Linked DNA regions of Homo sapiens: region 1 is linked to region 2. A link is a contact called in ENCODE Hi-C data. All regions are on one chromosome and are shown on one strand. The core of a region is the stretch at or near the end of the contact, and the rest is flanking DNA. Distances in the headings are between cores, read along the strand shown. Region 1 holds the start of C19orf47 (chromosome 19 open reading frame 47). Region 2 holds the start of SAMD4B (sterile alpha motif domain containing 4B).

What was found. Hi-C counts contacts between places; a loop is a spot of excess contacts on that map. Pooled maps may share reads with other maps.
Region 1: a pooled map shows a loop between it and region 2 (13-fold over the local background). The contact joins the promoter of C19orf47 here to the promoter of SAMD4B in region 2. A Hi-C loop is called at or near these places in 2 of 37 single-sample maps with no recorded cell type and 10 of 50 pooled maps.

The regions. Positions count from the first base shown.
Region 1 is chr19:40,345,540-40,352,378 of GRCh38, reverse strand. It overlaps C19orf47 (chromosome 19 open reading frame 47), which reads left to right and starts at 3,982. Exons shown (of 9, transcript NM_001256441.2): 1 at 3,982-4,055. PLD3 (phospholipase D family member 3) reads right to left here and starts at 3,684. Exons shown (of 13, transcript NM_012268.4): 1 at 3,611-3,684. RefSeq lists an enhancer at 3,738-4,027 and a silencer at 4,018-4,107.
Region 2 is chr19:39,340,587-39,348,064 of GRCh38, reverse strand. It overlaps SAMD4B (sterile alpha motif domain containing 4B), which reads right to left and starts at 5,644. Exons shown (of 14, transcript NM_001384574.2): 1 at 5,489-5,644. RefSeq lists a silencer at 5,526-5,955.

The sequences.
Region 1 (6,839 bases), core at 2,733-5,232, 1.0 Mb before region 2:
CGTCTGGGACAGCAGCTGAACCCCGTGGTGGCGCCGGCCTCTCAAAAATTCCGTTAGCATTTCCCTAGCCTGCCCTCAAATTTTATGACTATTTATTTATTTATCTGAGATGGAGTCTTGCTCTGTTGCCCAGGCTGGAGTGAAGTGGTGTGATCTCGGCTCACTGCAACCTCTGCCTCCCGGGTTCAAGCGATTTTCCTGCCTCAGCCTCCTGAGTAGCTGGGATTACAGGCACAAGCCACAACGCCCAGCTAATTTTATATAATTTTGGTAGAGATGAGGTTTCACCATGTTGGTCAGGGTGGTTTCGAACTCCTGACCTCAAGTGATCCGCCCGCCTCAGCCTCCCAAAGTGCTGGGATTATAGGCGTGAACCACCACGCCCGGTCTCGATCTTTGACAGGGATATTTGAAACTTTCTCCCAACATAAAGGATATGTGAGTGCGGACTGAAGAAGATTCTGGCTCTCTTTCCAATAAGGCTGCCTCTCACTAGTCGATCCTGGGTAGAAGTTCTGGAGCTGCCACAGCTCAGGGTGATGGCTTCATGTCACACTGGACCGCATCCCTCCTCGGCTCCACATCCTCCTGTGGCACCCACCTCACTGGGAGTAAAAGCCAGCCTTCTGCATGGCTCACAAGGCCTTCCACGATGTGCCCCATCACCCCTCCAATGTCGTCTCTTGCCCCTCTCCTCTCTCACTGACCTCCTTGCTATTCCTTAAATATTCCAAGCTTGCTCCTACCGCAAGACTTTTGCTTTTGCTGTTCTCTTTGCCCAGCATGCTGTTCCCCCAGAGGGCCATGTCACTCTTTCTTTCTCTCTCTCTTTTTTTGAGACAGAATCTCGCTGTCGCCCAGGCTGGAGTGCAATGGCGCAATCTCAGTTCACTGCAACCTCCGCCTCCCTGGTTCAAGCGATTCTCCTGCCTCAGCCTCCTGAATAGCTGGGATTACAGGTGTCTGCCACTATGCCTGCCTAATTTTTTGTAATTTTAGTAGAGACGAGGTTTCACCATGTTAGTCAGGCTGGTCTCGAACTCCTGACCTCAGGTGATCTGCCAGCCTTGGCCTCCCAAAGTGCTGGGATTATAGGCATGAGCCACTACGCCTGGCCGTTTTTTTGTTTTGTTTTGTTTTTTTGTTTTGAGACAGGGTCTCCGTCTGTTGCCCAGGCTGGAGTGTATTGGCAAAATCATGGCTCACTGCAGCCTCGAACTCCCAGGCTCAAGCGATCCCCCCACCTCTCAGCCTCCCAAGTAGCTGGGACCACAGGCGCACACCACCATACCTGGCTAATTTTTGTAGAGATGGGGTTTCGCTATGTTGCCCAGGCTGATCTCAAACTCCTGAGCTCCAGCGATCCACCTTCCTCAGCCTCCCAAAGTGCTGTGATCACAGGCGTGAGCCACCGTGCCCAGCCCTACTCTCTCTTCTCCTTCAAGTATTTGTTTCAAATGTCACCTTCTCAGAAAGCTTTCCCTGACCACCCTATTTAAAACTATAACCTTGACCCCACATTCCCCATGCCCCTTCTAATACATCCAATAATCTACTTACCTATTTACCCATTGCCTCTTACCCCCACTAGAGTGTAGTACACAGTCCATAAGGCCAGATTTTTTTTTTTTTTTTGAGATGGGGTCTCACTCTGTCACCCAGGCTGGAGTGCAGTGGTGCGATCTCAACTCACTGCAGCCTCCGCCTCCTGGGTTCAAGCAATCCTCTCACCTCAGCCTCCCGAGTTGCTCAGATTTTAGGGGCGCGCCACCATGCCTGGCTAATTTTTGCATTTTTAGTAGAGATGGGGCTTCACCATGTTGTCCAGGCTGGTCTCAAACTCCTGGTCTCAGGTGATCCACCCACTTCACCTCCCAAAGTGCTTGGATTACAGGTGTGAGCCATTGCGCCAGGCCGAGATATTTTTGTCTGTATTGTTCATTGAGGTATCCCCAGTGTCTAGCAGTGTTGGGCACATATATAGTACATGCTTAAGAATTATGTGCAGAATGATTAATTTGTGTTTTCATTCCCATATTGCAGATGCAGTAACTGAGGCGCTGGGAGGTTAAGTTAGTTGCCCAAGATCATGCAGTTTTTTTTTTTTTTTTTTTTTTTGAGACGGAGTCTCGCTCTTGTTGCCCAGGCTACAGTGCAATGGCACGATCTAGGCTCACTGCAACCTCCGCCTCTCAGATTCGAACGATTCTCCTGTCTCAGCCTCCCGAGTAGCTGGGATTACAGGCATGTGCCACCATGCCTGGCTAATTTTGTATTTTTAATAGAGATGGGGTTTCTCCATGTTGGTCAGGCTGGTCTCGAACTTCCGACCTGAGGTGATCCGCCCGCCTCGGCCTCCCAAAGTGCTGGGATTACAGGCGTGAGCCACCGCGCCTGGCCTATTATTATTATTTTTTTTTGAGACGGAGTCTCGCTCTTGTTGCCCAGGCTGGAGTGCAATGGCGCGATCTCGGCTCACTGCAACCTCCACCTCCCCGGTTCAAGCCATTCTCCTGCCTCAGCCTCCCGAGTAGCTGGGATTATAGGCATGCACCACCACGCCCGGCTAATTTTGTATTTTTAGTAGAGACGGGGTTTCTCCATGTTGATCAGGCTGGTCTCGAACTCCCGACATCAGGTGATCCGCCCACCTTGGCCTCCTAAAGTGCTGGGATTACAGGCATGAGCCACCGCACCCGGCCGAGGGTGACATGGTTAATAACAATATTAGCCAAAAACACCATGTCAAGCTGAGCCTACCACAAGAATAAACTCACAGAATCGTCACACTCAGCCCTGATGTGGATGTCCCCGTGTGCATTTTGCAGATGAAGCTGGGATTGGAAAGGTGCCATAAGGCAGTCAAGGTATCCAGAGGTGTAGTGGTGGGGCTGGGATTCTGACACACCCCAGGTAATGGGCTGCAGTACCCCGTATGTTATGTGAGATGTGACACGGGGAAATGACGAAGACACGGAGGGAAGAAAAATAACTGTAAGGCTGGGTGGCTCCTTATGGGGAAAACTGGAAGCATGAGGAGTGGATGGTGACTGGTCAGAGGAACAGTGATGCCAAGGGAGGGACAAAGACACAAGGGGTAATGATGACGTAAGAGTTGCATTAGCGCGATTTAAGAAGAGCGATGGGGACAGTAGCCATGCGAAGGTGACTTGGGGGTATGATGAGGGTTTAAAGAGAAATGAGGATTTTATAAAGGAGAAATGGCAACAAAAGCAGGATGCAGGTAACATATGGCGATGACGAATTTAAAGGGAGCGATTACGACCTATGGTGGCAAAGAGGGCTTACAGGGAACGAAAGCGAGTTAAGGGCGTTGATGACAACAAGAGGAGTTGTGAGGATTTAAAGAGGGTGATGGCGACAGAAGGAGTTGTGAGGATTTAAGTGGGATGAGACAGAAGGAGAGGAATGGTGACATAAAGAGACCGAGGACGACATAAATTATAGCGTGGAAGACAACGCTATAATTATATATATTATATTCCATATATTATATTCCATATAATATATATTATATTCCATGCATTATAGCGTGGAAGACAACACGAGGAGGGTAGCCGAGGCGCCGCGCCCCCAGATCGCACAGTACCTGCACTCCACGTCTCCCACTCCGAGACCCAGCCCCACACGCACCTTCCAGGCTGTATCCCCGCCTGACGGCCCCTCCTAGCCGCGCGCAGGCGCACTACGGCTAGACTGCAGGCCGGCGGGGGCCAGGCATGCGCCTTTCTCATTGGCCGCGCCGCTTGCTAGCTTCGGGCGGAGGGGAGCGCCGGGCCGACGGTGGGCGGTCACGTGACGGTTACGACTGCACTCTCGCTGGTGTCGGTGGGCGGTCACGTGATGGTTATGGCCGCACTCTCGCTGGTGGCGGCCTGTTGGGGTAGAGCGGCCGCGGACGAGTCAGTTCAGCTTCCGGCGGTGAGAGGATGCTTCCGGGGCGGGCAGCCCGGGCCGGGGGAGGAGTGTCTGACAGTTGGCGCCGCCGGGAGGGAGGGCGGGCGGCGCGAGTGGGCGCGGGCCCGGTGGGCCAGGTGAGGCGCGGGCCGGGGGTGGTGGGACTGGGCCGGTTGCGGTAGGGACGGGTGGCGTCCGGGTGTCTGGACTCAGTTCGGGCTCCGTTGTACGGCTTCGGACTTACGATTTGTTTCTTTGAGCCTCAGTTTCCTCCCCTGTGGAATGGGGGTTAGAATCCGACTGTATCACCGGCTTTATAAATGGGAGTGAGAAGTCAGGTCGTGTACGTTGGATGCCTTAGCTCAGCGCCTCCGCATAACGCTCACTTCGTTACTATACTATTATTATTAGTATTGATGTTTGAGCGCTTAGTATGAAAAATTGTTGGGTTTGGAAGCCGTCGAATTTTGGTTCAAGTCCCGCTCCACTGTGCGGCAGTGGGGCCTGTGTCTTCGCTTCCTTGAACCCCGTTTTTTCTCATCTGTACAATGAGAGCAGATAGTCCCAATATCATAGGGTCGTCTTGAGGATTCTGATGAAATCTGTGTGTGTAAAGATTTTAAGCAGAGGGGCTGGCACAGTGAGAGCTCGTGGATTGGGACTATAATGATAATGATTCTGAGAGTCATTGGTGTAGCTGGGAATTCCAGGGAAGCTGGGGGAGAAAGCTCAGAGACAGCAATAGGAAAAACTTAGAATTGGAGCCGGGGAAATCGACATCCTGTCACTTACTATTTGACCAATTTTGCTGAGTCCTGAAGTACTAGTTTTTTTCTTTTTCTTGATAATGACTAGTGCATTTTTTTCCCCAGTAAGTTAATTTGAGAAGGCAAATTTGCATTGCTGTCTTCTTCTTTTTTTTTTCTTTGAGACGGAGTTTCGCTCTTGTTGCCCAGGCTGGAGTGCAATGGTGCAATTTCGTCTCACCGCAACCTCCGCTTCCTGGGTTCAAGGGATTCTCCTGCCTCAACCTTCCGAGTAGCTGGGATTACAGGCATGCGCCACCACGCCCGGCTAATTTTTTTTGTATTTTAGTAGAGACGGGGTTTCTGCATGTTGGTCAGGCTGGTCTCGAACTTCTGACTTCAGGTGATCTGCCCGCCTCTGCCTCCCAAAGTGCTGGGATTACAGGTGTGAGCCACCGTGCCCGGCGCATTGCTGTCTTCAATGGAAAACTAGCATTGCTGGCCATGAGAGGAAGGAAAAGTTCAGGTAAAATACAATGGAAACTGAACAGCCCATTACATTGTACACTGAAATGGAAAGATAATTGAAAAGGAATACTACGTATTCCCTTTGAATAGGGATACTGTTCAGAACCTGTACTGTGTGATTCCCTGTTGTCAGATCCCATGGACCCCCATTAAGTTGTCCTTATACTTGTTCCCAGCTCACACTTTGTATAAAACTAGCATTAAGTCAGTGACTGTCCCACTGTTTCCCTAGCTTACTGAAGATTTGTTTTATTTGATGCACACTTAACATCGCACTTAACCACCTGCCGTGCATCTTTGTTCTAAGGACTCTGTTTATTAACTCGTTTAATCCTTGTAACACCTTTAAGAATGGGTCCTTGGCTGGGCGTGGTGGCTCACGCCTGTAATCCTAGCACTTTGGGAGGCCGAGACGGGCGGATCACGAGGTCAGGAGATAGAGACCATCCTGGCTAACACGGTGAAACCCCGTCTCTACTAAAACTACAGAAAATTAGCCGGGCATGGTGGTGGGGGCCTGTAATCCCAGCTACTTGGGAGGCTGAGGCAGGATAATTGCTTGAACCTGGGAGGCAGAGGTTGCAGTGAGACGAGATCACGCCACTGCACTCCAGCCTGGGCGACAGAGTGGGACTTCATCTCAAAAAAAAAAAAGGGTCCTCTTTTTTTTTTTTTAAGATGGTGTTTTTTTATTTTTATTATTTATTTATTTATTTATTTATTTATTTATTTATTTATTTATTTGAGACAAGGTCTCGCTCTGTTGCCCAGGCTGGAGTGCAGTGGTGCGATCTTGGATCACTGCAACCTCTGCCTCCCGGGCTTAAGCAATTCTCCTGCCTCAGCCTCCTGAGTAGCTAGGATTACAGGTGCCCACCACCACGCCTGGCTAATTTTTGTATTTTTAGTAGAGAGGGGTTTCACTATGTTGGCCAGGCTGGTCTTGAATTCCTGACCTCAGGTTATCCACCTGCCTCAGCCTCCCAAGGTGCTGGCCAAGAATTGGTAATCTTACTTTTTTTTTTTTTTTTGAGATGGAGTCTCACTCTGTTGCCCAGGCTGGAGTGTAGTGGTACAGTTTCGGCTCACTGCAACCTCTGCCTCCTGGGTTCAAGTGATTCTCCTGCCTCAGCCTCCCGAGTAGCTGGGATTACAGGTGCCTGCCACCATGCCCAGCTAATTTTTTGTATTTTTAGTAGAGGCGGAGTTTCGCCATGTTGGCCAGGCTGGTCTCAAACTCCTGACCTTGTGATCCACTGCCTTGGCCTCCCAAAGCGTTGGGATTACAGGCATGAGCCACTGCGCCCAGCCACCTTTCCTTTTTTTTTTTTTTTTTTTGAGACTGAGTCTTGCTCTGTTGCCCAGGCTGGAGTGAAGTGGCGTAATCTTGGCTCACTGCAACCTCTCCCCCCCCCGCCCCGGGTTGAAGCGATTCTCCCACCTTAGCCTACTGAGTAGCTTGGATTACAGGCATACACCACCATGCCTGGCTAATTTTTGTATTTTTAGTAGAGATGGGGTTTCACCATATTGGCCAGGCTGGTCTCGAACTCCTGACCTCAGGTGATCCACCCGCCTCAGCCTCCCAAAGTGCTGTGATTACAGGCGTGAGCCACCACGCCCAGTTTTTTTTTTTTTTTTTTTTTT
Region 2 (7,478 bases), core at 4,395-6,894:
GGCTCAACTGTCACCTCCCAAAAGAGGCCTCTTCTGATCCCCCTGTCTACTACAGTGGCCACTCCCACCCTCTCTTTCACACTGTTTTATTTCCTTCACAGCATGAATCACACTCTGATTTTTTTGTTTCCTCCCCCCATCAGAATATAAATTCCATGAATTTCAGGACCTTGAATGTTTTATTCACTGCTCTGTCTCCAGTACCTAGAATAGTGCCTCCATGCATTAATGAATGAGTGCAGGCTGGAGATATTTGAGACTTGCATACTCCATACACTGCTGTTCTGTAACTTGCCCTGAACCCGCTTCTATTCAACAAGTTTACACTAAAACAAACAAAACAAAACTCCACTCACAGCAATCCTACTTAACTCTCTTCCAAAGTTCTGTGTCTTGGAAACCTTAAACTGTGGTGAGGGTATTGCCATTACTCCTGGATTCTGCTCCCCTGAGGCCACCATCAAGCCAGGCTGATCACCTCATATCACCCGTGATATCCCAAAGCAAAGTGTGGTTGAGTCAGACCAGCCACAAGCTCTCTCTAGACCCAAACAATCACAGAGCAGAGAATGACTGCGGCTGGGGGACAGTGGGGAGGGAGATTGCCATCACTGCTCAGAAAGTTCATCGGATGGAATCACAGGCCTATTTGGCTCAGCAAGCCAGAGACTGAGTTGCAGGGTACAGAACCCAAAATATGTTTCTAAGGATCTTCTGGCATAATCTCACATCTATTCAAGGAAGAAACTATTTTCAAACTGGGACTCTCAAGAAAGAGTTCTCTTTCCACTAAGGCTTTCCAAGGAGGTAGGGTTAAAACCTGGGGCTGCTGAGGACCATATTTGTCATCCAAAGCAGAAGCTTGTTGAGGATGAAGCTAACTCAGTGGAGAAATGGGAGGAGATGACTGAGAAAATTATTTGAACACCTGGATGCAGCTAGGTCTGAAGCCAACCTAGCTCTGGACTTTCCAGTAACAAAAGCCAATTAATCCCCCACTTTTTTCATTAAACCACTTTGAGCTAAGGTTCTATCACTTTATGTTTTTAGAGTTCTGGCTGATATGAGCTTTTTTTTTATTTTATTGTTTTTCTAACATTGCAATTATGGGCAAGACATTGTTCTAAGTACTTTACATGTATTAACTTATTTAATCCTCGTAACAATTCTATGAAGTAAAGTATCATTATTTCCTTCATATTTTTAGCTGTGGAAACTAAAAGACCAGGGAAGTAACTCGTCCTAGGGTACAAAACTGGTGAGTGGTAATGTGGGATACAAATCCTGTCCAGACCCAGGGTCTGCATACCTAACAACTACTGCCCCATTGCAGCCAAACCTATCTTAACTAAAAATCAAACTTTTTGACCCAAGGCACTACCATCTTGGAATGGACAGTGCCCACAGACCCTCTATTAGTCCTACCTGTTCTTAATCTCATCATATGCAAAATGAGGATAATGGTAGTTTACTTACCTCATAGGGTAGGTAAACTCCTACCTCCTATGAATACATGTAAAGCACTTAAACAGTGCCTGGCAGTTAGAAAGCATTCAAAAACCAGTGGTCATTATTATTATTACTCTGTAGGTCACTAAAGTGCAGCTGGCAAATACAATGCAAATGGAGGAAATCTGTCTTCTTTCATCTCTATCTTTTGGGTGAAGAGAAGAGATACCATGGGTGAGAGATGAGGAGGCTTTGTCTTTGACCCATTGCTTAAGCTGTTTCCTCTGCCTGGGGGCACCATCATTGTCCCAACTCCCATGGAACACTATCCAGCCCAAATACCACCTTTTCTGTGAAGTCTTTCCAAATAAAAGGCTCCCTCTCACTGCTGAATTTCTACAGCATATAATTTGTACCTCATTTTCTGCTCTGTACATGCCCAAGCCCCCTACTGGTATTGTGAGCTCCCTGAAGGCAGGCCCCAATATTTACCCTGGGGTCTCTGTTTCCCCTTCTGGGCCCTAGAAACAGAATCCCTTGAAAAAATGCCAAGAGCTCTGTGGAGGCTCCAGACTTAGCAGCTGAGAGGGGCTGCTAAGAGAAGCCAACCAGGACGGGTGAGGCAGGTCACCAGGCAAAGGACTTGGGGTAGCTCAGAATCAGGAAACAGCACAAAGAAAGTCCCTAAGACAGGAGCAAGTAGGGCAGGAGTAAAGGCAAAGGGTGCTGTGTGGAGAAAAAAAAGGGAGGTGAGAGGAGAGGAGGGGGCAGGGAAGGTGTACTAAACCTGAATGAGGAGTGAGATCTGAGGAACTTGGAGATTTCTGGCCAAATGCAGAAGGAAGAGCTGCTTATTCTCCAGTGATTTCCAATAACTTACAAAGAGTAGATCCCACCTTGTGGGATTCAGAGAAGAACAAGACACATCCCGTACTTTCAGAGTTCCTAGTCCAGTGAGGGTGAGTGGACAAGTACATTAAAATCTACAAGGTTGAAGGTGAGTGGTGTTCTAAGAGGTACAATGGAGGTGGAGGGGTCTTGGCAGTAAGACACAGAATGAAAAGACCTCCTGAGGGTGCCTCAAGGGGAGGGTGCCTATGTGAAGAAACAGATGGACAAGAAGAGATGGATATGTGTGTTCAAAGAAGCAGCAATTTAAAGAAGCACCAAAGGCTGGTAGTGGGCTGGAGGGGTAGCCAGAAAGAGAAAGCACTGAGGAAGATCTGAAAAGAAACCATTCAAAAGTAGAATCGGAAATAACTGCTCAGAGGATGGAGTAACCTTGTGGAGAAGCCAAGATCCTTTCAAGGTAGGTAAGAAATCTTTCTGGAGGATGGGTACTTCATAAAGGGGATTCCTAGGAAACAGGAAAGCAGCAGTGGGCAGTAGGGCACAGAGGCATACCCTGAGGCATCTTTCAGGGGGCTTTTAGTGAGGAAAAGGAAATCCTCCTAAAGGGCACAGGTTCTCAAACTTGCGTGTGCATCAAAATGACCAGGAGGGTTTGTTAAAAACTCTTGATTGCTGGGCCCTGCTCCCAGGTTTTCAGTTTCAGTAGATCTGAGTGGGATTCAAGAATGTGTATTTCTAACAAATGTGGCTGCTGCTGGGCCAGGAACCACACTGAGAACCACTGCTATAGGGGAAGGGATTATTTGGTGAGGAGGTCCTCAAAGGGGAGAAGGAAGAAGGCTTCTGAAAGGGAAATGGGGAGAATCCTAAGTCTCTAAGGAGGGTGTTAAGGGTCTCTTGATCTCTGAAGGGAAGAGGGGTCTATGAGCATGGCACCTAAGAAAAATGGTCTGAAAGAAAGATCTCGGAGCACTGGGATTTCAAGGGGGCGGGGAAAGGTGTCTCTCAAGAATCTTTACAAGGAAACATAGAGGCTCTTGGGCAACGAGTCTGGAGAATGTTGGGGACCTCTGAAGGGATAATGGGAAAAGGGGGCCCCCTGAGAAAGGTCTCTGAGTTGACTTCAGAGGAAAGAGAATGGGGAAATGAGAGGGTGTAAATAGCAATTCTAAAGTTAGTGGGTAAATCTGATAGGGTCCTAAATAATGTTTCTTGGGGATGTCAGAAGTGGAATCTGAGGGAAAGTTCTGAGGAAGTCTCAGGAAGCGCTGGGAGTGGGTGGCTGATGGAGGGCAATTTGGGAGAAAATTCTCTAAAAAGTGTCTGAGGAAGGTGTGGTCTTCTGAGACTGGTCCTGGAGTGGGATGACAGAGGGATGTTTTTAGGAAAAACTCTTCAGAGATCTCAGTTGAGGAGAAAGCTGAGTAAAGTCTCCAAAAGAGTATATGGGGAAGGCGGGGTCTTCTGAGAGAGTGTCAGAGGAGAGGGTTTTTCAGAAAGAATTATAGGACTTTCTCAGAGCAAGAGCTCGGGTTATTTTGGGGGAAAATTAGGTGTGTGTGAGGGTCTTCTTCAAGGGATTCTAGAGGATTTAGGGGACCTGTGTGAGCAAGTTCAGGGAGGGATATCTCTAGAAAAGTCCCTTAGTAAGGCAGAAGTATTGATTCAAGGGGTTCTGGTGGTGTCAGGAAGGTCTTGGAGGGATTTCAAGAACATACGTCAGGAGGGCTCCAGGGGGTCGCTGGGGTCTCTAAGCTGTGTGTGTGTGTGGGGGGGGGGGGTCCTGAAAACCTGCATATCAGAGGGGTCACCAAGAGAATCTTACGGTCTTACAGGGGTTGTGAGGAGGATCTTCAGAAAATTCCTCTAAAACCGGTCTGCAAGGGGGGATTCTGAGGTGTTAGTGAAGGGGAGTTCTACGGGATCTGAGAGAAAAACCATGAGGAAAGTTTTCAGGATCCTTAAACAATTTTTGGAGCGTGTGATGTGGGGGACTGGAAAAGATGTGGAGTATGTAAAAGGGATTTTGGAAGAAGCTTTTGGAATATGATGCTGAGAGTCCTCTGGAGATTTCAGGCAATTGCTGGAGATTTTTAGAATGAGTGGGGGTGGGGAAGGGGATCCCGGTGAAGATCACTGGGCTACATGAGGGTGATCTCTAGGGCATTTTAGGGTGGTGAGACCAGGGGGAGACAGGAGGCCTCTGGGGGAGACTTTTGGGATCTGTGGAAAGGTCCAGAGGGATACGTGAAGGGGGAGTGTGTATGAGAGATGGTTGCAATACGGTGGGGAGGGGGATGGAGTCTTCTAGGTGAGTTTTTGGGATCTGGGGGCATTTCACAAAGTCTGTGAGGAAGATTTATTTTGGGGATATGGGAAGGAGATCTTCAGGGAAGATGATCACGGTCCGTCGGGGGCATTCTGAAGGACTTCTGGGAGGGGGAATCAGAAATGCAGGGGGTATGAGCGGAAAATCTCCAAGGAGGTTTCTGGAATGGGGTAAGTGGGAGGGAAAATTCTTAGGATCCGGGAGGGGGAAGTCGGGTGAGCCTGTTGGGCTGTGAGAGGCAGGGCTCCGGGGGAGAGTTCTGGAATGGACAGGGGTCCGGAGGGAGCCTTGGGGAGGTGTGCAGGGCTCGTGAGGGAGGCTCCTGGAGCAGCTATGAGAGCCACGCTGTGGAATGGACGAGGAGTGGCCTCCGAGGACTATTTCTGGAGACAGGAGGAGGACGGGGGCTTCGGGGCCAAAGGGCGGGGGTCTGCGAGGAAAGCTGCTGGGACCCATGAAGGGCTCGAGGAGGCGACTCCACGGGAGGGGTGGGTTTTGCGGGGACCTTTCAGGGCGCACACGGGGGATCGGCAGGCTTTCCGGGGCTCTCCGAGGGGGATGTGCGGGGGGTCCTGAGGAGAGGCCCCCGGCCCGGCCCCTCGGCAATCCCGAGGGCATGAGAAAGATTTCGGAGGGAAGCTTCGGCCAGGGCCCAGGAGGGAGACTGGGGACGGGCGCGGGGCTTCTCCCGTGGGGCCCGGCCCCCCGAGGCCCGCGTTCCGCACCCGCCCGCCGCCGCCGCCCGCGGTTCGGGGTCCCTGAGGGGGCGGGGCCGCCCGCGCGGCCTGGGTCGCCCTGAGGGGAGCCCCGCGCGCCCCGACTCGCCGCCGCCCCGCGCCGGCCCGGCCCGAGACTCACCGCCTCGGCCTTCGCCGCCACCGCCGCCGCTCGGGCCTCCTCAGGCCACCGCCGCCGCCGTCGCCCCCTCTCGGGCCCGCAAGCTCCCCTCCCTCCTCCCGCACCGACCACCGCCGCCGCCGCCGCCGCCGCCGTCGCGCTGCGTCACCGCGCCGTGCGTCACCGCCCCTGGCCCCGCCCCGACGGGGGCCGCCGCGCGCCGGCATTAGCTCACGCCCGGGTGACGAACGGCGCGCCAGCCAACGGGCGGCGAGGGCAGCCCGAAGGGCGGGAGGTGTGAGCCGAGTAAGGCGGGGTCGCGGCGAGGGGGGAGCGACGGTGGTGGAACGGGGCCCAAGAGGCCCGCCCCCTCCTCGGCGGGATTGGTCGGACGTGGGGGTGACGGGCAGTCGGCCAGGCCTGGGGTTTGGGGCTGGGGGGCGGGGAAGGGGCGGGGCGCGCGGGGCGTTGCCCAGGGCAACGGGCCCGGCGGAGTCTGAGGTTGGGCCTCCAGGCCCGCAGGGGGCAGGCTCGCGCGCGTCCACCCCAGCTGCCCCGAGCGAAGTCACAGTTCCTGATTCAGGCGTTCCAGGCCTCCTCTTCCCCGCCCCTTGGGTGGCCCGCCTCACCCAAGGCTGTCCTCAGTGGGCGTCTGCACTCGGGCTTCTGGGCGCTCGGCTTTCTCATCGCGCTGTTCTCAGCCTTGCCGCTTGCTCTCTCCGATGGGAATGGCGAGGCGAGATCTAGCCTTTAGGGTGGGAAGAGAATGCACAGAAAGCGCTAAGGATCAAGGAGGCTGTCAATAAACGGGAGTTGTTGCTGTGACTTTGGTTGTGATCTGTGCGTTCCACAAACTGTATTGGGTCCGGGTGAACTAATCAGAGGGACCTGTGTTCAGAAGGCTCTCGGTGACAGAGATCTGGCTTGTTACAGGCACTTAGAGAGGCAGTCGGGATGGAGGGTCGAGTTGAAGACAGGGAGGGGTGAGGAACGAGCAGAGGCCAGTTGTTTGGCCACTTGAGGGAGTTTGGACTTGTCCCGAGGGCACTAGGGAGCCGTGAAGGGCTTCAAGCCGGGGAGGATCATGGTGAGTCTGGGGTTTTGGAGAGATGTCTCTCTGGCTTATACATGGAGGGCGGATTGGAGGGAATGAAACGGGATCGGGAGTCCAGGGAGGCAGCTGGGGGAGGGGGTGGGGAAGAAAGAGGGGGTTTGCACGAGGGAGGGACTGTGGGGAGGGAAGGAGGTGCAGGTGGGAGGGACGCCCTGGAGGCAGAGCGAACGGGCCCTGACACTGGCTGGCTATGGAGTGGAAGGGGGAGAAAAGTTTAGGACCAGGCCCCTCTAGCCGGGAGACTGGGCGCCAGAAGCAGGTTGGGAAGATACTAAGCCCAATGTGGATGCCTAGTAGCGAGGTCCAGGAGGTGCACAAACCCTGGGTCTGGAGCTTAAGGGAGAAATTGAGGCTGGAGACCAAGATTTAAGGATCGTCAAAGATGGTAATTGAGGCTGTGGGAGTTAGGGGTCTAGCCCGGGGAGGGTATGAAGGGTCACTGGAGACAGGGACTGAACAGAACCCTGAAACAGAGAGGCAGGATTTGAGCAAAGGAATTGACGCTGTCGATGAATATTGCAAAAGGCAGCCAGAGAGAGGAAAACCAGGAGAGTGTGGCATTATAGACGCTTTGAGGAAAGGCTGTTTCACCAGGGTGGGGCCATGTCACAAACCCCATCCACTACCTCCTGCATTTAAGCAACAGCCTTCACACTGCATAGAATTATTGTGCTCATTAACTGCTGGTTCATTAATTCATTCAATAATATTTCTTGACTATCTAATATGTGCCAGGCTCTGCTTAAGGTGCTAGAAACACAACAATAGGATGAGCGCGGTGGCTCACACCTGTAATCCCAGCATTTTGGGAGGCCGAGGCAGGTGTTCGAGACCAGCCTGACCAACATGGTGAAATCCCATCTCTACTAAAAATACAAAATTAGCGGGGCGTGGTGG